3 separate regions of the Mus musculus genome follow, and regions 1 and 2 are each linked to region 3. A link is a loop called in an ENCODE intact Hi-C map of the cell type or tissue named here. Cell type or tissue: heart. All regions are shown on one strand. Region 1 overlaps Gm30771 (a long non-coding RNA gene). Region 2 holds the start of Ccne1 (cyclin E1). Region 3 holds the start of Uri1 (URI1, prefoldin-like chaperone).

Region 1 (8,000 bases), 66 kb before region 3:
GCTAGAATTAAAGGCATGGATCACCACACTCAGCAAGGGCTCCTTATTAAAGAAGAGGGAAAGGTAAGCAAGAGGGAGGGGAGGACAAGGGGGACAGAAGAGGATAGTGATGGGAGGTAACGGGGGTGGGGGGAGTCAAAAGGAAGGAGAGTGGGAGGGGGGAAGGAGGAAAGAGACCACGCCTTGGTCCTTGCTGTTATTATACTGAATTTAGTTGGCTACCTATCATTGCCCTCTCACCCCAGGCTCATGGAAGACTTTCTAAACTTGCCTGTGATTCTCTCTTTTCCTGCTGAGCGGAGCCCCAGGAGGATGTGGCTGGCCATCCAGGGCAGGGGAGAGGCCTCAAGGAAGCATCTATCCAGTGTCTAGTAACAAGTGACTGTTCTTAAGTGAATATAAACTTCATCAGCATAGGGTGGGGATGGGGTTGGGGTACAAGTGCCAGGCAGTAGGCAGCCATCAAATTAGGGCCCTGCTGAGTCTGATGACATAGCTTGTAGTCCCAGGTCCTCAGGAGGCTATGGCAGGAAGATTCAAAGTTCAGGGACAGCCCCGGTAGCTTGAGTCTCAAAATAGAAAGTGAAAAGAGGGAGGTGATTCTAACTCGTAGACTGCACTTGCCTAGTATGTAGGAGGTCCTTGGTTCAATTCCTTGTAACACATACACACACACACACACACACACACACACACACACACACACACACACACACAATGGGAGAGAGGGACAGAAGAAGGGGGGAAGCAAGACCCATAGGGGTCCGATGAGTCCAAGTCCTCAGCAGCAAATTCATGGGCATAGTTGGGAAGGATCATGATGCTATTGTGGGCTTCAGAATTGTTCCCACTCCATCTCTGCTATTGCCACCCTGTTCCCTCCACTGGACTGGTGATCCCAGCCTTCTGAGCCTTTGCTGAAAGGACTGTGGCTGCGGTAGGCTGGGCTGGTGGAAGGTCCCACGTGCACAGCTGCTGGACCCTGGCATGTGCTGATGCTATTAAAAACAAAATACCAGCACTGCCATCCCAGCTCCTGGAGAAAGTCTCTGCATGACAGCCTGCGAAGTAAGCTTGTATTTGAATTTCATCTGCAACCCTGTTGCCTCCAGACAAACTCAAACCTGCACAGATGGCCCCTCGCACCAAAAAGTAAAAATAACAAAAAGCTGGCGATTCCGAGCCTCCCTTTTTCTCTGGGCAGATGTGCAGCAGCACATTTTGGGAGGCGCACCGTCTGTATCCCCACGCTGCATCCTCTCCCCTCCTGTGTGTTCACACTTCCCACCCTCTGGCTTGCTGGTGGGTAGCAGCTGTGGGTAGCCCTTTGGATGGGCTTGTACAAGTGCCTAGAGTGTCTGAGCCTTTGTGTGGAAATTGGGATCTAGAGGGGGAAAGTTAAGAGTTGAAAACACCTCATCTGTTCTCTACTACCCAAGGTTGGTCATGGTATCTATGAGAGGGCTCAAGGGAGAGCAGAATGGGTAAGTGGGTCAGGAGACCAACAGAAGTGGAGAAGGAAGGGCCATGTGCACTAGTGCACAAGAGCAGGAGGCTAACACCAAGTCCCAGCTAGCCTTGGGAGACCAGTGGATCGTTCACTTTTCCTTAGCTGAGGACAGAGATTCTAAGCCCTAGGGTTATAGTTAAGAGCTGGAGAAAAGCCCAGAGAGCATCTCTCAAGGTCACCATGGGTCAAGAGATGGCCAAAAGTCAGAGCAGGCAAAAGCCCTACACACCATGGGAGACTCAAGTCTGGTGGGCCACGTGACCTGAAGCCCCACATTTCATTCAGAAGTGGTAGCTAAGGTTTTGGGTCCCCTAAAAAGTCAGAGGAGATTAAATTAGAGTAACAACGGTCAGAAGAAGTAAGAAGTTTATGAATCCAGAGACATAGCCAAGCCACAATGCTATCTAGTTTCAGGAAGGGCTCCATCTGGGTGTTCAGAGGCGTCCATCTTGCCCAGCTTGGCTTGGTTCTGTGCTGACTTCATTCTCCACTTGCTATTTTCCAGTATCTTTTAGGCTGACATTCCTGCCGGCCAGAACTTCCCTCTCAGAGTATCAAGCTGAATGAATGGTCCTTAATCACAGTGGTCAAGGAATGTGGAGCTAGGGCAGGACAGGCATGTGGCATGAATCAGTCCCTGGGGCAGAACTCATCATCGGAACTACCTGACACCACAGAAGCAGGGGGTGGGGGTGGGGGTGGGGGTTGAGGTGGGGGGTGGGGGTTGAAGGGAGGGAGGGGGCGGCTGTCAGTGGTCTGGCAAAAGCAGCAGATACAGAAATAGCACAGAACCTGGTTAAGGCCTGAACAACAACAGAGGTGAGCTGCTGAACAGCGGCATCCTGCATTTCACAGCAGGACTCTAGCTGTAACTGGGAAGCCATGGTCACCCACTCCCCAGAAGTTGCTAGCTCCATTACGCAGTTTCAGTGACTGGCTTGGAGAAGCAGGCCTACCCCCATAGCCTCGGGGTTGGGCACAACTCAGCAGGGTTCTGTTAATTCTTCCTTTCCGCTGTGTCCTAGGGCTCCCAGTGTTTTGGCTTCCATATACCTTTTCCTCAACTTCACTCAGAGTAAAGAGGCAGTCCGAAGGAGGGTCTTCCCTAGCCAAAACTCCAAATTCTCTACAGAAAGCCTTTGTGCACCACGGAGCAAACCACACGGAGTGAGCCCAAAACCCCATGGCTGTTCTGGGAAGCACGGGCACAACACACGTGGTTGAATGTGCAAGGGCACTAGTTAGAGGGCATGGGGAGATTAAAAACAAAAGCATCATCTCAGAGGGACATATTGAGGCTGGAATGTTGGTAAATGAATCTGGAGAAACTGAACAAAACGGAGGCTCAGCAATTTGCCCAAGGTCAGACACTGAGCCTGGCTTCAGGGCCTACAGCTACATTGAGCTGCCTCGGAGCCTTAGCCTTAGATTAATGGAATGTCCCATTAACAAGCTCCTGAACCCTCAAACCCAAAATTGGGAGGGGCCCAGGTATGGGTTTTCAGGGCCGCAGGACCTAGCCGCTTAAGCCTGAAGAGGGCGCGCATTCCTCTCCGGGACTGCTGGCAGCTCAGCCTTTCTGCCTGGAGCACGCTTCCTACCAGTCCCAAGCACTCGGGTCCCCCCTTTTAGGCCTCCTCGGGCCCGCCAGTCCGGGATGACAGCTTGGCTGGGCCCCACGCCTGGACTGCGCCCGGTACGGCGCCTCCCCCCGGTCACGCGGCACAGATGGGAGAGGAGGAGGACGAGGAGGAGAGGAAAGGAGGCCCTTTGGGGCAGAAGGGTAGGAACCCGCTGCACTGGGCGTCGCCTCTGAAAGGGGCTCTGTGCGGCTCGGGGAGAAGAAAGGGGCAAAGAAATGGAGGAGGAGCTGTGTAAGGAGCAGTGATGCAGGCTCAGGTGTCCGGACCCCACCGCAGTGTTCCAGCCACACCCAGACGGAAACCATGGTCGACGGTTTGGCCTGCGCCCGTCTCTAGACTGCTAGCTGGGGGAGCAGGCACCCCTGTCACCTCATTGTGCACGGAGCAATAGGCCTCGCCATGTTAGCCAGACCAAATGTAGCCCTTAGGGCAAGGGCAGAACGTAGGAGTCGGAGCCCAGAACCTCTTGCCACGCAAGCCACAAAGCAAGGCCCAGGAGCCCTGCTGTCCAGGGCAGATCTTGGTGGCGCCACTTTCCAGCCACGTGGCTTGGAGCAAGTTTCTTTACTTCATCTGTGAAATGGGAGAGCGCGCACGTAGTGGGGTTATTATGTAGGGGGGTTTCGTCCCCTAGGGCTGGGCCTGCCTTGGTCACAGCTCTCACCAATGCAGCGGGATAAAGAAACTGAAGTTGGGGACAGAACCAGGCCGCCCCAGTCCCGCGCCGCCCAAGACCTCCATGCGCGCGCGCGCGCGCACCTTACCCGCCTCCTCCTTCGGAACCCGCAGCCCCGCCCTTCTGGCTCAGGCTGAGCTCCACGTGCGGCGTGTTTACACACGTGACTCCAGGGCCCGCCCACCCAGCCTCCGCCTCCGATCCGACCCCGCCCCTGTCCCCGCCCCATGTCCTCTGCGGCTGCGCGGCGTCGAGCTAACGCAAAGCGCCTCTGTAACAGAGCCAAAGCGTAGGTGGATCTCTGGGTAGGCGGGACTTTGGGCCTCCTCGTGGCTTCCTCGCGCACCGCGAGGGGGGCGGGACTGGACGGTCACGGGCGGGGCCAAGTGTGAGCGCAGGCTCTAGGCAGGGCGTCGCGTGGGCGGGGCTGAAGAGAGCTGGGCGGTGGCGCTGGGGTCCGGCGCATGCGCAGGCACACCAAGCTGTACAGCTTTCAGACCTGCTTTCGCCACGTTCCTAGTCCTGCCCCTGTGTAGGCTGAACCAGGTAGAACTAAGAAGGACACATTGACGCCCACATTTCACTGCGTTTTGGGCAAAGACGGGCTCTCCAGGATTCTCTTCCCTTGCCCTCCTGCTATTTCTCCCTTTCTTCTGGATTGGTTCGGTGCAGGCCTGTTGTGGCATCCTGTTTGTCTTTGATACCTTACCAGTCATACCATTGAAGCTCATTACACCTTCTCTTTTTCCTCTCTCCCTCTCTTCCATCTCTCTCCTCCGTTACTTCCCACCCTCTTCTTTCTCTCTCATACTAGGGATTGAACCTAGCCCTGAAGCGAACTGTCCTTGTACCGTACCGCCACCCCACTGGGTCCAAAGAATTTCAGCACCTACATGATGACACAAGTGGAAAATTGCTTCAGTACCGTGCCTGCCTGCCTGCTGCCATTTTTACTTTTTCTTTTTAGAAACCAAGTTTGCCCAGGCCTGCCTTGAAGTCTCTTCGTAGACCCAGGCTAGCCCTGAAGTACCTCTGTTAGGCCCAGGCTGGCCTAGAATTTGTGATCCTTCTGCCTCAGCGTCCCAAATAGCTGATATTTACAGTCAAACCCAGCTTCCGTAAACCCTAAGCAGACTCCGAGATCGTGCTTTATCCCTCACCACTAGCAGACTTCCTCCTAGATGTATCACAAACCCTTTTAAGCCAACATATATGGAGTGAGCCCCTTTTTTCTCTGAACTTTGTGTCACACCCCATTTCTGCAGTGCTTAGCACTGCAATCCACCTTCTCAGGAGGTTAGGCCTCAGACAAAGACAATTAGTCTTGATGACTGAAATTTAAATGCCTTGTAATCTCCCTTCCTAACCAGGGAGCATTCGGGAAACAGAGGTGGCCAGATCTCTAAATTCAAGGCCAGCCTGGTCTACAGAGCTTGTTCCAGGACATCCAGGGCTACACTGAGAATTCTTGTCTTGAGGGGGAAAAGAAAGGATCTCCCCTCCCTTCATTGTCTGCTACACTCATGTCTGTGACTCCAAAAGAGCCTCACACTGTATCTGTTTGGATTTTTAGAAGATCTGCCATCCTGTTTGTCTTTCCTCAAGTCTAGCTAACATTTCTAAATGATTGCATTAATTATCTGTAGGGAGAAATCCAAACCTCTTCATTAAAAGAAAGACAGGAAAAAAGACAAAGGTGTCTTTGGCTCTCCCTCTTGGTTCCAAGACCACCAAAATTATCAAAACTGAGGATACTAAACCTTTACAGAGGATAATGTAGTATCTGCTTATAACCTGTATATAGCGCTCTGTGTCTCTAGAGTATCATACTTAATGCCATAATATATATTATATATTATGCTCTATTGTCTAGGGAAAAACATAATTTGGAATTTTCTATGGAAATTTTCTATGGGATGGTGTGTATGGTATGTATACACCTGCGTGTTCCCATGCAGGTGTGTGTGTGTGTGTTTATGTAGCTGTGTATGCAAGTACTGGTTTGTGTGTATGCTCCTGTGCAGATGTAGATGTGTTTATATGCAACTGAATATGCAGATGGAGGTGTGTTTGTTCACTTTTGTGTGCAGGTGTGTGTGTGTGTGTGTGTGTGTGTGTGTGTGTGTGTTTCAGAGGACTATTTCCTGTGGTGTTCCTCAGGACAGAGTGACTCACTTGCCTAGAAGTTGCCAAGTAGGCTAGTGTGGCTGCCAGCAAGCTCTAGAAATCCTATCTCAGCTCTGAAACAGTGTGTGCAAACTTGGACCCCTGTGTCTGGCTACTGCTTACTTATTTATTTTAAAATGTGGGTTCTGAAGTGCAAACTTAGGTCTTCACTCTTGCAAGGCAAGCCCTTTACTGATGAACTGACAGACTCATCTATCTATCTATCTATCTATCTATCTATCTATCTATCTATCTATCTATCTATCATGCACTCAATTCTCTCATAGAATCAAAGGTTGCTACATCAAATTAGTAGCTGGCTAATCTCCACCCAGCACAGGTCCACATTAAAAAAAAATCAGAAACATTTCTGGCCCGAAGCATTTCAGATAAGGAATATTCATCCTATTGTAATTGCTTTTAAATCTTGATGACTGGCTCTGAAGACAGAGCTCAGTGGTTATCACCACTTGCTCTTGAGGGCTGGAGGTTGGTGTACATGGTGCTCACAATAGTCTGTAACTTCAGTTCCAGGAGATCTGGACCTCTTCTGGACTCCTCTAGCAACCCCCCCCCAACACACATAATTTTAAAAAAGATTTATTTTATGTATATGAATGCTCTATCTACATGTACACCTGCATGCCAGAAGAGGGCATCAAATCTCAGTATAAATGGTTGTGAGCTACTATGTGGTTGTTGGGAATTGAACTCAGGGCCTCAGGAAGATCAGCCAATGCTGTTAACCGATGAGCCATCTCTCTAGCCCCACATGATGTTTTTAAAATAGCAATAGGGTCTGGAGAAATGGCTCAGTAGTGAAGATCACTGGCTGCTCTTGCAAAGGTCCTGGGTTCAATCTCCTGCAGCTCACAACCATCCTTTTTTTGTTTGTTTTTTTGTTTCTCTTTCTATTCTATTCTTCCCCACCCCACCCCACTCCCACCCCCGAGACAAGGTCTCACTATGTAGGTCTGACTGTCCTGGAACTCACTACGGAGAACAAGCACCTCCAGCTCACAGAGATCCACCTGCCTCTGCCGTGCTGGGGTTAAAGATGTGCATCACTATGCCTGGTCACAAGTGTCCTTAACTCAAGTTCCAGGGTATCTAATACCCTCTTCTGGCCTGGCATGCAGGCAAAATATTCAATACACACAAAATAAAAACAAATCTTTTTTAAAACTGGCTAAGTTCATCATCTAAGGTTAAATCGTATTTGGATTGATTTCTTTTCTCTAGAGTTGCTATGTTTCCCTAGGTCAGGCAGTTTAAATTTTTTCCCCATGTTGTGATAAGATGTTGGACATTCTGGAGAGTGTGGAGAGTATCTGACTCCCTCCTCTGATTGGTTTTTTTTTGGGGGGGGGCAACTGGCAAATAAATTGTATACATTTATAATGTGATGTTTGCTATGTGTAAACATTATGAAATGACTGAATGTGGTCATCAGTATTTCGATCATCTCCCCTGCTTAGGATTCTGTATCATTCACTGGGCAGGGGGTGGGGATTCAAGATTTGCTCTCTTGAAATTTTTTTGAGTGTGTGTGTGTGTGGGGGGGAGGGTCTTGAAGTCATTTGTAACCCATGTTGGCCTTTAACTTTTGATCTGCCTTCCTTGGACTCCCAATGCTGAGATTACAAGTATGGGTACCTTAGTTAGGGTTTCTATTGCTGTGACAAAATACCAGGACCAAAACGCAAGTGGCGGAGGAAAGGGTTTATTCAGTTTATACTTGCACATTGCTGTACATTATCAAAGAAAGTCAGGACAGAAACTCAAGCAAGGCAGGAACCTGGAGCCAGGAGAGGATGCAGAGGCCTGGTGTATGCAGCATCAGCATGCTTTCTTGTCAAACCCAGGACCTCCAGCCCAGGGATGCTGTCTTACTTAGGGTTTTAGTCCTATGAACAGACACCATGATCAAGGCAACTCTTATAAGAACAACATCTAAGTGGGGCTGGCTTACAGGGTCAGAGGTTCAATCAATTATCATCAAGGC
Region 2 (8,000 bases), 88 kb before region 3:
ACATATTATGTGAGGCTCCGGGTTCCAGCCCAAGCACCAACACACACACACACACACACACACACACACACACACACGGTGGGGGTAGCTTGTCCAAGGCCCCCACTGTTCGAATAGTGTATTTTTCTGGTCTTCCTTCTCTGTAAACCTTATATCCTGGCTCGTGCATCTACCTCTCCACCACAATCAAGGACAGGGTCACACATGAAACTAAACCAAGACCTCCAACTTGCCTTGTGAATGAATAGTGAGCATATCTCTGGCACACTTACTGTGTCAAACACTATTAAAAGAGTTCTCTGCAGCTCTAGGAGCCTGGAAAGTTAGAATTACACCCATTTTGCAGATAGCCACGGAGCAGAGGGAGGCTGTCAACGATCCAAAAGACCAATGACAGGAGAGAGGTGCTACCTACGCTACACAGCAGCCGCATCGTGTCTCTAAGGCAATGTGTGAGGGTTCTTTCTATAGTCTTCCCCCAAGGCTGTGTTAGCTCTTAAGTGCTCTGGAGCCCATGTAGGGACAAAAGAAAAACGAACTTGTATACCTCAAAGCCAACTATTCCAGACGAGGGACCACCAGTGAGTTTCAAAGGCTTCAAACTGCACTGCAGAACTTTCCCTAGCCTTGGGCAACCATTAAATGTTTTTTCCTCCACGAAGCCCCCCAGCATTCATCTCCTCTTGAAATCATGGCCCCCAGAATTTTCTCAGCTCAGTCCTTACTATTCTAAACAACAACTGTCAATCCACATGGCTGACTGCCTCTCTTCTTAAATGAGATAAAGTTAAAATCTGACTTTTCTTGGTTTCGGTCTTTTAAAAAAAAGGATTGCTGGGATTAGAGAGATGCCTCAGAGGTTCAGAGTACTAGCTGTTGGTTTGATTCCCAGTGGCCACATAGTGGCCCACAGTACTTGTATTTGTATATAAAAACTCAGGGATGGTCTGTGAGTACCACTGAGTCTGATGCGGCAGACTCAGCTCCCTGTATGGTTGGACTCACTGCTTGACTACACAAGGCAAACACATACCCACCATTCAGTATGGTAGTCTACAGGAGCTGTTCAACAAACGGGTCTTGCAGGGACTAGAGAGAGGGTTTGGTTAAGACCCAAGTTGAGCAGCTAACAACCATCTGTAACTCAAGCTCAAGGGGCTCAGACTCCTTCTTCTGGTTTCCATGGACACCTTCACATATACAGAATTATGCGTACACACACATACATAAATAAAAATAAAATAAGAGCAGCCAGCGTCCCACTGTGAGCTCATTTGAGTGACCAGAGCACTCTAAGGCAGCATGGTCCAATCTGTAGAATGCGATGGGCTACAGGGATAAAACAAATTTGTTTTAGTTCGGTTTTTTGTTTGTTTGTTCAGGTCAGGATGTAAAGCATGTGGAGAAGCCAGAACTTTCCCTCGGCTCTTCCTGCTGCTTCTTCTTCTTCCCTGCAGAAGCAGCTCCTGCTTTGATTACTCATAACCATGATTACTCACGCTTTCCTCCTCTGTGGGGCGCTAAGGATGGAGCCCAGGGCCTGTGCCTATAACCACATGACCTATACCACAATCTTTCCTTGACTCTTTTTCCTGTATAATGTTTGTTTTAAGCCAGGAAAAAAAAATATATATATATATGGATAGGCTCACTATGTAGATCAGGATGGCTTCAAACTCCCAGAGATCTATCTGCCTCTGTCGCCCCAGTGCTGGGATTAAAGTCGTGCTCCACCATGTAGGTCTAAGCTCAAATTATTTACTTTTCAAGGCAGGGTTTCTCTATGTATCCTTAGCTGACCTGGAACTTGCTCTGTTGTTAAAGGCGTGTGCAACCAACACCTGGCCTGGAATTTGCTCTGTAGACCAGACTAGCCTTGAACTCACAGAGACCCACTTGCTTCTGCCTCCTGAGTTGGAGTGTTGGGATTAAAGGTGGGTGGGTGCTAGCTACCACACCCAACCTGTGTTTTGCATTCTTGAGTGTGGGATTCTTGTATGCTGCTGTAAAGGCAAGTGACTTGTGACTTTTGTTGTGTAGTCTTTAATTCATCTGTTTTATTGTTAGGACATACAATGCCTGAAACTCTCATTCTCTGCTGCTGATGGGTCCATAAGGAAAGCTCTATCACTGCAGCAATAGTTCATTTATTGAGCATTTACTGTGTACCAGGCCTGGTACTGAGCCACCTGTTTCCCTTAATTCTCACAGCAAGTGTAGGCAGTAGATAGCTGTGGTCTGCGAACTAGGGTCACCCTGGAACCAGCATGATAGCTTTATTGTTAAATTCTTAGGGCTGGGCTTTAACTTTAAAGGGCTTAACCCAAAGTTTCACTTTAAGTTTATCATCTGCTGTTGAATCCAACAGGGTTTGGAGAATATGGGGTCTGGGGCTCAGTCTGCTTATGACATCCTCAACAAAATCTCAGCAGCCTGGGACATCACCATTATGCTAGTCAGGACCTATGGGAAGGGCACACTCCACTTTGACTTCCAGAAGAGAGTCACTGGGAGCAGAGACAGGCTTACCCCGAGGAAGGTCCCCAGAGGTATTTAGACCCCGCCTTTCACACTTCTACAACTTGAGTACAGGTCTTTCTTTGCTAGCAGTCAATGTGCTCAAGGCATTCGTCTCAGTAGCCTGTATGTTCCACAGACCTGGGTCAGTGTGGGTTTCTTTTCTCTCTTTCTTTCTTTCTTTCTTTCTTTCTTTCTTTCTTTCTTTCTTTCTTTCTTTCTTTCTTTCTTTCTTTCTTTCTTTCTTTCTATATCATTTACTAACATAAGGGAAGTGACCCTTTTGGTCCAAGATACAGAAGGGGCAACGGGATAAGAAAACAGAGTGAACAAGAGATTGGAAGAAACAAGTGCTTTGCCATAGTTTAACACTGGAGGGGACGTCCTGGGGAAAGGTACGCCGGAGAGGAAGTGGTTACCAAAGACCTTCAAGTTTTCCGGAAGCACAAACAGCTGGAATGGGTCAGAAGAGAGTAAAGCAAGCTCTGAGGCTCTGGGGTGCGAAAGGGCACCGGATGCTGGATCCAGCAGCTCGGGCGGAGGGCTGAAGGTCAGGTCTGGGGTGGGTGAGGGTCACTTCACGTTTGTGAGGCATGTGCATACTCTGAGGTTGATGAAAACACTTGGAGTAAAATTATAGGCTGGAGACTGCCTCACCTCATGGGGACCTAAGGGTCAGAGAGGCTTTCTGCAAACGGGTTGGGCCCATGTGTGCTAGAGGCACAGAAATGTGCTTGGGTAGCCTAATGAATGAATGAATGGGTGGATGAATGGACCAGAAACACTGACAGGTTAAAGGACCTGCTGCTGGTCCACAGGAGACCTAACAGCAGCAGCCTGAATGCTGGTTCCGGTCCCAGGAGCCACAAGCTGTTGTGACCTTGGGGACACCCACGCGCCGGACTCGGCCCGGAACTCTGCGTCTCAGGGGCGGGGAGGACGAGTCAGGAGGGACAGTGCGCGCGCGCGGGAGACCGGCGGATGACGGGTTCTTAACTCCGGGCCCTCCCGTGCCTCACTCCAGTCAAGCCCGGCCGCCGATCATTGCGATCTGCCCTGCTGACATTCCACTTGGGCGGCCCATGCCGCTCCTCCCGGCCCCGCACGCTCAGAATCCTTCAGGCGCTCGCGCCAAGATTCTCCCGCGTCAGCGAGCCCGCCCCGCAGCCGCGCGCGCCAGACGACTCTCCCGCGTCCCGCCCCGCGCAGGCCCCGCCTACCACGTCCGCACCCCGCCCCCGGCGCGCAGGCCCTGACATCTAGCCCCACCCCTTTAGTGCATGCCACGCCCGTAAAAGAACACGCCCCCCGGGAGGCCACGCCCCCACCAGAGCTCCTCGCTGGTCCGCGCGGCGACGGGGCGGGCCCCGGGCCTGCGGCGGCCGCTGAGGGGCTCGCAGCCCTCGGGGCGGGGCGCGAGGGCGGGACGGGGCCGGTGCCGCGCGCTGGGATTTTTAAATGTCCCGCTCGAAGCCGGGCGCAGGAGCAGCCGGCTCGACAGCCAGCGCGGTGTAGGGGGCAGGCGCGGATCCCGCCAGCGCCGCGCGCTCGGCCGCCGCCTCCCGCCTCCTGCTTCCCGCTCGCCGTCGGCCTCCTGCCCGCTCGAGCGCGCCTGCCTGCGGCGGACACAGCTTCGGGTACGGGCTGCCTGGACTCCCGGGACTCCCGGGACTCCCACGACTCCCAGGCGTCCGGACCGGGTCCGACCAGACCGGACCGGGCCCGGGTGGGGGTGGGGCGAGGCCGGGTCACCCGGTCCCCTGAGGTATCAGCTCGGGGTGCCCCGGCCGGGGTGGCTGTGAGAGACGGGTCAGGGGTAGGTGTAGAAAGGGACACTGAGGCAGCCCCGGCCCCGAGGACGGTGATGGAGCGGGGGGTCCTCTTGAAGGGCGGCTGGGCCTCCATCCCCAACCTCAGGTTCGGACCCAGGGTCGCAGGCTGCTGGCGGCGCCTGCGGGTGACAAGCCACCCGGGCCCATCGGCCATTTTCCCGGCCGGCCTCCGGGCCCAGGAGGCTCCCGCCGCCGCCGCCCGCGCGGGAGGGGGGAGGGGTGCCCGGGACGAACTGGAAGACTCAGGTCCCCTCTGCGGGCCGTGCTCACCACGATGCTTGCTTGTTGTCCTCCCAGGTCTGAGTTCCAAGCCCAAGTCCTGAGCCATGCCAAGGGAGAGGTGAGTGGCCTCCCTGCTGCGGGAGGGTAAGGGTGAGTAGCGGTGGGGGAGGGGCGGCCTGAGTTTTTGGGGAGCAGCACCCCATGACACCATGCCCTTGCAGAGACTCGACGGACCACAGCAACATGAAAGAAGAAGGTGGCTCCGACCTTTCAGTCCGCTCCAGAAAAAGGAAGGCAAATGTGGCCGTGGTGAGTACAAAGGATACAGGTTGGGAAGGGGACAGCCCACCCCCCCTTCCATCTTACCTGGGTACCAAATTTGGTTCTTCTTACCTACTAGTGAAAAGAATTAGTTGAGAGAGAGGTTTCCTTTAGTTGAATGTCGTTCATGACCTAACAAACATTTCCCCCTTTTTCTCTTGTGTTTTTTGTCTTTGGGTCGCACCATGTGGACCCATGGTGGACCGGGATTTTTTTTTTTTTTTTTTTTTTTTTAGTTTTTGCAAGACCCAGATGAAGAAATTGCCAAGATTGACAAGACTGTGAAAAGCGAGGATAGCAGTCAGGTAGGTCTGCTGCCTACAGGGTATTCTGCCTCCTGGGTTCCAGGTTTTCTTTCTTCCAACTTTCCCAAAACAGAGCTGCAGGCCACATGGCTGAACCTCTGAAGCTTGTCAATGTGGCCTGGTCTCAGTTGGGCCTGGGGTTGTGGGAGGGGTTTGTGTTTCCTGAATGGCACCTTTAAGGTTACAGGTACTGATACCTGGAGGAACCAGAGTGAGTGTATAATTTGGTCCTTTCTAAGCCCAGGGGGAAACTGAGTCTTATTAGAAGGTAACCCAGAGTCCTTTGCAAACCCAGCAGAGCTGGGCCTGCAGTCTTACTGCGGAAGGCTAGTTGGGGGATAGGACTCCCAACTCTTTCTCCCTTGTCCATTCTTGTGACTTTTCCTAATCCCAGCAGTAGAGAAGCAAGGGCAGGCCCTCTGAGTTCCACGCCAGCCCAGACCGTAGAGTGAGACCCTGTAGCAAAAACTAAACTTTTCTCCTATGCAACCCAGAATGTTCCACCATCAGCTCACTACATTGATCACTGCTGTCTGGACCTTACGTGGCCTCAGCAAGGATCTGTAATGACGTGTGTCTCAACCAGTATTTCATTGGCTGCTCCATTTCTTCTGTCCCTCCTAATGTGGTGTTTGCCAGATCTTTCTAATGCAGCATGGTATCATAATATGAGAAGATCCTTGCATGCAGAGAGAGCTTCTATTATCTCTTTGCCTCCAGCAATGGCTGGGGACTATAGTTATGGCTGCAGTGGGGGAGCGGCCTATCTCCAAAGTGGCTGGTGACACCTTTGGCCTTCATCAAAGATAAAGCTGAGCAAGACCAGTATTCTGTTGGCCTCATCTCTCTTCTCCCAAAGGCTAGTGGTGACTGTAGAGCAGGGAGAGACAAATGGTTGTGAGGAATGTCTTCTGAGCAATGATGTTCTGCCAGCTAGGGCTGCAGCAATGTGCAGTTCTCGGCAGGACCCCAGTAGACATTTTGTTGTTGTTGTTTTTTTAAAAAGGGGGGGGTCAGTTTTTTTCCTGTTTAAAAAAAAAAAAGTAGCCCCTACAGAAGAAAAATGCATCCCATATTTTTTTCTCCCATTTTCTTCAGCAAGTTGTTTTAGTTGTCATTATTGAATTGAGTTCAGCCCAGTGTCTCAACTTTGAGCCAGTGAGAGTCCTCATATTAAATTCAATGATACTGAAAGCCCACAAAGATTTTTGATTCTTATCTTCAGCTACTATTTTTGGTTTTGAAAAAGGGTCCCTAAATGTAACTCAGGCTGACCTTGAACTCAATGATCCCTTTCCCCAGCCTCCAGAGTGCTGGGCTAGAAGCACGCACACTACCACCACTTCAGTTGCTCTGAATGACTGCATGTCCATTCTCCTGTTAGCCTTCTTCACAAACCTTTTCATTTTATTGTATTTGGTTTTTTGTTTTTGAGATGGCTCCCACTGTAGTAGCCTTGGGTGACCTGGAGCTCACTATGTACCAGGCTGGTCTCAAACTCAAAAAGATTGCCTGAGCACTTCTGAGTGCTGAGATTAAATGCAGGAGTCATCATATCCATCAAGACATAACTTTTTTCAGAACGCTAGTCAGCCATTTTTCTACTTGTTTTGCATAAGGAAGAACTATGGTATGAGGATAAAAGGTGGTAAGCCACAGTTGCAGTTGATCTCAAAGTCAGGCTGATCTGGCACCGTATAAAACTTCATATACACTCAAAACCAGACTTAATTATTCTGCCTTATCCACTGGCTTCTTAAAAAGCCAACTTTGAAGCCCTTTTGTCTGTTGAAGGCACACTTAATTTGTCTATGAACTGCAGGTTGGAAACTACTAAATTTATCTCTAAAGGCCTGCTCCCAGATGTGCCAGCCACCTGGCTGTGGAGGGCGACACCTAGCTTGTACCTTCAAAAGAACTTGGTCTTGATTGAAGTATGGTGGTAATTGTGAACCTTTTGAGTCAGGGCCGGTGATGCTATACCAAACATACAAAGCCAGAGCTGAAAGGAAGCTGCCTTTCTCGCACAGCTGGCAGGCGCTGTTGTGGGTAATTTGCATGCTCAATTCTTTCTACATTGAGCAGAGAGAAGCTTTCTGCAGCACTGGTTGGAAATCAGGGGTTCCTGTGAAAATGGTCTGGGTGCCGCAAGCCACCCAGGTTCAATTCAGGAAAACATCCCCAGGCATATCCGTTTTGTTTAATGGTCTCTGCTTAAAATAAGATAGCTGTTGGTGCTAGGTACAGTTATGAGGTGAGGCAGGAGGATCATGAGTTAGAAACCATTGAACTGCATAAGCAAGACTGGAACTCAGAAATCCGCCTACCTCTGCCTCCCAAGTGCTGAGTGAGATTAAAGTTGTGTGCCACCACTACCCAGCTAATTTATTTTTAAGTATGAATGCTTTGCCAATCTGTATGTCTGTCGCATGTTTGTACCTGGTGCTTGCAGAAGCTAGAGAGGGTGTTGAATCTTCTGATTACTTCTACTAGAGTAACGTGGGCTATTGAATAGGATATGAAATCACTTCTTTGGACTCATTAGTTTGATCTGTGATCACAACTTAGTGCTAATGAGGTAGCAATTTGTCTCGCTTTGAGTTAGGGGAAACCAAATGAAGCTGTTCCATTTATATGACTACTCTTTTTTTGTAATATAAGTTACTTTTTTTTTTAAGGTGTATTTATTTACATGAGTACACTGTAGCTGTCTTCAGACACACCAGAAGAGGGCATCAGATCCTATTACCGATGGTTGTGAACCACCATGTGGTTGCTGGGAATTGAACTCAGGACCTCTAGA
Region 3 (8,000 bases):
TATCAGCATGAGCTGTCTCTGTGTATTCATGATGGACTGAGAAACCCCTGCAACCAGGAGCCCAGACCAACCCTTTCTTTCTAAAACTGCAAAGTAACTTATAAACTTAGGAAGGCTGAAAAGTCTTTTGTTTTGTTTTGTTTTTTTCTGAGATGGGATTTTCTCTGTATAACCCTGGCTGTCCTGGAACTCACTTTGTAGACCAGGCTGACCTCGAACTCAGAAATCTGCCTGCCTCTGACTCCCAAGTGCTGGGATTAAAGGTGTGTGCCACCACCGCCCTGCAGCTGAAAAGTCTTAAGATGGGCTACCTTAGGCCTGAGAACCAGGATGGCCAGCCAGTGGCCTATTTCAGTGTGAATCAGGATCTCCAGTGTCCAAGGGCAAGAGAATGAGATGCCTAGGCTTAAGAAGGGAGAGTAAACTGGTCCTTCAACCACCTAGGAATGGAGATCAATGGGCTGTGTCAACTCGACTACACTTGGAATCCTCATTTTCTTTTTTATGACGTCTGGGGGTGCTGGGAACTGAATTTGGGCCCCCTGAAAGATCATGGCTCACTCTTAACCACTGAATCATCTCTCCAGCCCTGCTTTTCTTTTTTAATTATGTGTATTCTGGGTGGGGGTTTTGCGCATGTGAAGACGGTGTTGAGTCACTAGAGCTGGAGGATCCAAAATCGTCACCTGAAAGAACAGCAAGTGCTCTTAGCTTTGGCAACATCTCTTTTAGCCTCAAGGGACTCTCAATTTTGAGTGAATGTTTGAGAAAGTTTCCAGAGAGGTTTAACTGAGAGATCTGTACTAAGAGTCCTATGGATTGGGGTTCTAGACTGGATGAAAAGGGAGAAAGTCAGAAGCCAGCTGGAAGGTAGCATCCGTTTCTCTGCTTCTTGATCTGTAGAGATGTGAAGATCCTATCCCATGCTTCTGCTGCCATGAACTCTGTCATGCCTTCCCCTGACAAGAAGAGCTGCCTAAAACATACATGCCTACTTGCTCTCTCAAGGGTTGGATTCTTTAAGGAGGTATTGATAGAACGAAGGAGAACTTTCTTTGAAGCCTCCAAAAGCCTGTATTTGTATAGCGTGATGTGCCCTCTTTATAGCAACCACTTTAGATACAAATTCATATCCGTAGACTGGAGCTGGGATTGGGGGCCAGCCTTCTGTAGCACAGGGTCTGTGGTGATCTGGGGCTAATCCCATCAAAGAGGAGTGGAGGGTAAGGAGCTGTCCTTGGACATTTCAGGGGTGGAGTGGCAAGCCACACCAGATATATATTTTACTTTTGGGTTGCTGTGACTGACAGAAACAATGTAAGGGAGGAGACGTTACCATTGTCCTGTAGTTGGCTCACCATTTGTCCTGTAAGTGCTGTTGGTAAACTGCATGTGCTGCTTGCTGAGAGCAGGACAGACTCTCCCTACCTCAGATTCACCCAAGTTTATCACTCATGTCCTTGGAGACACTTTCTTGGGGCAGGCTGGCCTCTGTGCTTCTGTGACAGGGAGAAAGAACAAACAGCTATAATAGCACCCTTGAGGACAGATAGAAGGCGAACCGTTTCTAATGGAAGTTACTATCGTCTATCCTGTGACTGCCCGAGGTGGGGAGGAGAAATAGGAAGCTCATTGGTGGGGTGAACTCTCTGCTCTAGCTGGAAACATCCCAAACAGAGCTCCAGCCTTTTGGACAGACTCAGCCCAGTCTTTCTGGGGCATGTTGTAAGTGCTCAAGTTGATGTTATCTGTCTGCTGTTTGCTGCTGATTTTATTCTTGCTTGCTTTCCCGCTCTGGTTACCCTAGATAGTTCTGCTAGACGTCGTAAGGGCCTGATTTATTTTGTTCTCTATCTGCTTCTTGCTACATGTTCTTTTGCTTTTGCTTGATACATGTCTAAAAATGCACTCAAACATAAACAAATCTATCCTAGATCACTTTCTGTAGGGAATGCCATTCCAGAGGATTCAGTGTATTATGGCAGGGAGGCATGGCCTGCCTCAGTTTACTTCACAGCTGAACAAGAGGCAGAGAGTGACAGGTAGTATCCAGGGATGCTATACCAAAGACTTACCCCACTGACCGACTTCCTCCACTTAGGTTCTACATTCTAAACGACATACTAAATTCCCCACCCCCTCACTTTTCAAGACAGGGTTTTTTTGTGTAGCCTTGGATGTCCTGGAACTCACTCTGTAGACCAGGCTGGCCTCAAACTCAGAGATCTGCCTGCCTCTGCCTTCCAGATTCTGGGATTAAAGGTGTGAGCCACCACTGCCTGGTACATCCTAATTTTTAAGTATCCTTCCAAATTAGTACTACCTGTTAGGGACCAAGTATTGAAACACATGGGGTCAGTTCATATTCAAAGCCCAGCACTAGAGAAGTAGCTTCTGCGGTGCCCTAGGAGTCAGGGATGCTGCTATTGGCGGGAGGCAAGATGAGTGCTCAGAGTTTGACTGTGTTTCAGAGGTTGCTGCATCTGCAGGGAGAGAAATTCATATTTACCATCTTCCCCAATCGTCCCTGCTTTTTCTTTCTTGATGCAAGTGATCAAAGGATGGATGTGGACTTGGGAGCTGGAACAGAAGTGGAAGATAGGGGCAAACAGACCCACAGAGGGCCAGAATTCTGCAGGTGCCTGCCAGCCTGTTCCTATACACACAATACTGAGGTAATAGGATCTATGCCTATTGTCCGGGCTTGGGATAGAGTTAGGACAAGGCCACAAGGTAGACTAGAGGACTGCCACAAACAGAGGCTGCACAAAGGGCTAGGGGGAGGAAGTGAGTCCAAGAGATTTATTCAGCTCAGGCTGGCCTGGAACTTGCTATGTGGACCAGGCTGGCTTCAAACTCACAGATACCCTCCTGCCTCTGCCTTCAAACTGTTGGGGATTAAAGGTGTGCTCCCTGCTCCAGCTTCCAATTTTTAAAATACTGAGTGGAACAGGGATGGGGATTTAGCTCAGTTGGTAGAGTGCTTGTCTAGCAAGTCCAAAGCCATGCATTTGGTCCCCACTGTTAAACAAAACACCAGAATTATAAAATACATGGGATAGGGCAGCAGCTGTTGTTGAAAAATGTGCTACACAGTGCATACGTAGTAACATAGTAATATTAATACTGCAGCTTAATATATGTAAGGAAAATTGTAATGTGTACAGTAATTAATACATACGCAAAAATATAGTTGTATATTGTGCATTTTAGCTCATTAAACCACATTAGTTCATTAAAAGGCATGGGAAACAGCTGAATTTGATAAAATTAAATGAGCTTATGAAACAGTCTCAGTGCTCATATTAAGTTCCTACCACCACAGGCAGCGCCAAGCGAATTGGGACCCACTATCCCGCCGCCTCTCATCCTGTGCAGGGGTCCTGAGCGGCTCAGCCTCCACCCCACCCGGAGGCCCTGTCCCCGCCATAGCCCCGCCCCCTAGGGCGGAGCTTGAGAGCTTCCCGGCGTGCTGCGCGGGCGGGGCGAGGGGCGGGGCGTGCGCGGAGGCGCGGCAGTCGCGGGACGCTAAGCTGGGCCCGGTTGCGGGAGAAGAGCGTGGCGCGCCTGGTGTAGGGCCTGCTGCTCCGAGGCGGCGGCGGCGGCGGCGGCGGCGGTATGCGCGTGTGAGATGCGGCCGCGGGTAGCCCGGACGCGAGCGGCGGCCCCCGGGGCAGCGGCGAAAGTGAGCGCGGCCTCTTCAGAGAGAGGCGTGCAGTGCATGAGGGCGAGCGCGCGGGCGCTGGGCATCCGCCGGCCACGCCGTCTCCATAAACACTTGTTTAGGACTTGTTCGCCTCGCTGAGGCTGCGGCGCCGGGCATGGAGCCCCCGTCCGAACCCGAGCCCGAGCCCCAGCCCCTTGCAGAGGCCTCAGCCGCCGCTCCGCTGCGCGCACCAGAGGTGGCGCGGCTTCGCGAGGAGCAGGAAAAGGTAACAGGCCGCGCTTGGTTCCGGCCCTGGCCGGCTTCCGCATGTGGCCGCGACACTCTGAGCAACCTCTAATGCGGCCAGCCCTCTGCGTGAAACCGAGATCCCCACGCGCGAGCTGCGCAGCCTCGGGCCGCGGGGACCACGGGAGAAACTTTTGTCACGTGCATTTGTTGTCTTTTGTCGGTGGCCCTTTGACCTTCCCCGGAAGGGATGCGGGGATGTGGGGAATACAGAGGATGCAGGGGATAGGATAATCGGTTGACCCTGAACTGAGAGAGCAATTGTTGGGACTAAATAAAAATACGTGTTTTTTTTTTTTTCCTTTTTGGTTCGGGGATTACACTGTGAACAGAAGTGGTCACTCTTTTTACCCCTTAGCTATTTATTATCTAAACGTTGGTACAATGCGCGCGTGCGCACACACACACACACACACACACACACACACACACACACACACACGAGATATCCTTATTTGATTGAGCGTCCAAGTTTGACTACGTTGGTGATGATGCACTTCCTGTGCAATCCAGCTCTTAGGTTTAGTAGTCGACAAGAGAGAAGGCCTTTGTTAAATTTTAACTTCAAGCCTTTATTAAACAAGGCTTTCCCCACTTTTTTTTTTTTTTTTTGATCTACCAGAGGAGAGGAGAATGCTTAGAATCTCCGAATGGGAATTATTATATATTTTTTTTTATAAGGAAATGTTATGTAGTTAAGAACTACAGCTCGATTGTTAAATGTGAAATTGTCCTGTGGATTCTGTAGGTTTTCAAGTTGATTCTCCTGACGTGCCTTGAAATTCTTTGAAAAGCGACATTTAATTTGCTTAAACGTCACATGTCCTGTTGCCAGAGTGAGGTATTAATAAAGGTTTAGGAAGTTGCATAAACATTTGAGAAGCTCTATTTTTCTATATTTAAATATTTTTGCGTGTAAACTTTATGTTATTTATTTGGAATTTACTCCTGGAGAATTGTACATGCAGTCAGTTAAATCTATTTCGTCCCTTCAACTTAACTCCCTTTCCCTCCCACACATCCCCCTTCCAACTTCATGTCCTTTTTTTTTTTTTTTTTTTTTTTAAATATCTCAGTCCAGCTAGTGCTTGCCCATATGTGTTAGATAGAACCATCCAAGGAGCACGGGCACCACAAATCCCATGTGTCAGTCTTTGTCCCTTAGCTGTTGTCAACTTCCAGTAGCTCCTCAGTTAAGGGTGGATCTTGGGAGCTCCTATTTCATGTAAGCTTGAATTTTTGCTATGAAACCCAAACTCCTTTTTATTCATATACCTATGTAAAACTTTTCATGAAATGTGGTTAGAAAAATTGCTGAGGTTAACTATATGAAAGTTTTTCCTAGGTCCCAAGAAATCCCTTTTGGCTTAGAAACCACCTGTTAACAGATTGTAGGAGTCTTTCATACTTTGGTTAGCTCCTGCTGCTGCTGCTTTATATATATATATATTTTTCCCCGTTTTTCCCTAATACATAATACAACTGTTGGATTTTAAACTTGTTCTTAAAGATGAGAGTTTAAAAGTTAACCTAGTTTAATTTAAATCACAAGACGTATTTGCTTTTATTGATTTATATTTTTATTTATTATGGTTCTAGGAGAGCTATATTATCAGTCAACTTTTTAATTTTTGAAACATGTTCTTTTTAAGTTGCCCAAGCTGGCCTTGAACTCCCATTGTAGCCCAGCCTGGACTTAAAGCTGTAAGCCTCTAAACTCAGCCTTCTAAGTAGGTGGGATTACCTGTGGCATCAGACTTGACTTCATCTTAATTTTTTTTTAAAAGGAGAAACAGATTTTTAAAAAGGAAAATAGAGGAAAATAAGAAAGAAAGAAAGAAAGAAAGAAAGAAAGAAAGAAAGAAAGAAAGAAAGAAAGACAAACCAAAACAAAGCCCTACATATTGCCTCCTTGTTAATTTTGACCAAATTGTGAAGTGTCCCAGGGTAGCTGGTACCACTGCCTCTAGCCCATATGGAAAACACTTTTGCTTGTGAGTAATGCTGATCAGCATCTTTGCTTCCCTGTGTCATTTTTAAAAGGGAGAGCCTGGGTTTTATTCTGATGTTAGGGTGAATGAAATACGAAGGGTACTTTGGGGTGTTCTGAACAGCTTATTGTGGTTAGTATTATATTTGAGCGAGTACCTGTCTTGGGTGCTAAACTCAATAGGAGACTGAGTGTTTTCAGTGGATGTGGACTTCAATACCTTTGTCAGTCACATCTTGTGTTAATGTTAAGTTGGCATACAAATTAAATGTGCATTTCTGTTTGGGTTAGGTAAAATGCCTCCCAGTTTATAAGAAAGCCCTTCAGTATTTACTTAACAGACTATTTACATAATAGAAAAATCTGCATTGGTAGACAGGAGAGTCACAAGGGCTTAACAAGACACCCTGGTTAGATGCCTGTGCTTTATTTAGAGTTTTGCACAGGAGAGCTTTGCTTTGTAAATAGTGAGTTAGTAATTTTGTGAGGGACTTTACTTAGGTTTTAAAGCCCACTCATTTTAACAGTCCTGCAGTCTGTGGTATGAAAGTAGAAGCATTAAAAGTGTCATAGTAGCTTTGTGTGAGTGGATACTTACTACCCTTTGTCAGCCATAGCCTTTCCCTGTTCATGAGAGGGAATTAAACTGTCAACAGAATGACTTTTTGGTTTGATGGCGGTACCTACTTTGCTGGCTTTAGCTGCAGAAAGGGACCTGAGTTCCTCACATAGAGGCTTAGAACCTGGCTTGAGAAGGACTGTAGATAATGCTTAGTTGTTGTTGCCCTTGTTTCCTTGAACTCCCACTAAGTGGTCCAGGTTTTATCCTGGTCTCTCCTTATTTGGTTCTGCTTGATACTGGAACACTGACTCTGAGAAGGAAATTATGGCAGCTTGAAGAAAAGGGTAAACAATATGTATACCATCCGCAGTGAGTGACAGCATCTGAGGAGAATGGGTAGGGTCAGGGTCAAGTTCATTAGCACTTTCTCATTTTCATCTACACAATCAGTGGTGAAACAGTCTTACCCCCCCCCTTTTTTTTTGTTAAAATTTTTGTTTATTTCTTTTTTTCTTTTTTCTTTTTCTATTCTTTTCTTTTCTTTTTTTTCTTTCTTTCTTTCTTTTTTTTTCTTTTTTGAGACAGGGTTTCTCTGTATAGCCCTGGCTGTCCTGGAACTCACTTTGTAGATCAGGCTGGCTCAGACATCTGCCTGTCTCTGCCTCTCAAGTGCTGGGGTTAAAGGCGTGCGCCACCACTGCCTGGCTTTGTGTTCATTTCTTTTTCCATTTCTTTCCCTCTTTTTCTTTTTTCCTTCCTCCTCTCCATCTGTCCGTCCCTCCCTCCCTCCCTCCTTTCTTTTTTTTTTTTCAAAAACCAATGTCTCACGAGCCATGCTGGCCTTGACCTAGAATGGTGTGAGCTCCTTCCTGGTTGTGCTGCCCCAGCCTCCCTGTCGGAGTCAGTGAGACGGCTTTGCTCCCCCTGTCTCCATCTCTAGGGGCATGTGCAGCCAGGGAGTCTTTAACTGTTAAGTTGGCATTCAAAGTCATGATGGATTTTATTATGGTGTATTTATCCTTCCCCTTCATCCTTTTTTGATCTGGCAAGACATGTAAGAAGAGTTCCTGTGGTTTGGTTAGAATGGGAAAAACCTGAACGTCCTACATTGGAGAGTTGGTTAAATAATCATGCGTAACTTAGACAGGCATGCAAACTGTGGAACAGTAGGTAGGGTGTGATGCGGGTCCTGTTTTGCTTAGGCACTTATATAAATACTTACTTTATATAAAAAACTACCATAGAAGGATGATGGTAGTATTTTACCTAAAAGTTTATAAAATTAGAAAATTTCAGTTTTTCAATAAAGGTGTTGAAACTTAATTTTTGTGCTAACAAGTTTGTCATAATATCTTTACTTGCTAACCTGTTTCTAAGCAAGAAAATTAACTATTAGGTAGGTTTTGAATACCAGTTACTTAGATTTATTTCTTAGTTACTCTAGTGCTCATTAAATTTATCGAAAACATTGCCCAGGTAGTTTCTTTTTATTTTTT

The links. Hi-C counts contacts between places; a loop is a spot of excess contacts. Peaks named below come from ENCODE experiments on the same cell type or tissue, not always from the same donor. Only the 100,000 strongest peaks of a DNase experiment are listed, where the experiment ranks them.
Region 1: it touches region 3 in a loop (3-fold over the local background); 9 of 42 quality-filtered maps call a loop at or near these places.
Region 2: it touches region 3 in a loop (4-fold over the local background); 2 of 42 quality-filtered maps call a loop at or near these places.

Annotation. Positions count from the first base shown.
Region 1 is chr7:38,081,195-38,089,194 of GRCm38, reverse strand. The region is part of intron 3 of Gm30771 (a long non-coding RNA gene); the gene reads right to left. Among named protein-coding and RNA genes, the nearest start is that of Ccne1, 22 kb to the left of the region's middle. In heart, a CTCF peak has its summit at 3,046 (motif pointing right); DNase peaks (open chromatin) are centred at 3,184 and 4,124; H3K4me3 peaks cover 2,080 bases; H3K27ac peaks cover 2,471 bases.
Region 2 is chr7:38,103,476-38,111,475 of GRCm38, reverse strand. It overlaps Ccne1 (cyclin E1), which reads left to right and starts at 3,986. Exons shown (of 12, transcript NM_007633.2): 1 at 3,986-4,154; 2 at 4,647-4,689; 3 at 4,793-4,880; 4 at 5,129-5,197. The coding sequence starts at 4,676. In heart, a CTCF peak has its summit at 4,012; DNase peaks (open chromatin) are centred at 3,835 and 4,655; H3K4me3 peaks cover 3,128 bases; H3K27ac peaks cover 2,766 bases.
Region 3 is chr7:38,015,042-38,023,041 of GRCm38, reverse strand. It overlaps Uri1 (URI1, prefoldin-like chaperone), which reads left to right and starts at 3,490. Exons shown (of 11, transcript NM_011274.5): 1 at 3,490-3,932. The coding sequence starts at 3,822. In heart, CTCF peaks have their summits at 3,660 and 3,866; DNase peaks (open chromatin) are centred at 3,471, 4,001 and 4,411; H3K4me3 peaks cover 1,795 bases; H3K27ac peaks cover 1,370 bases.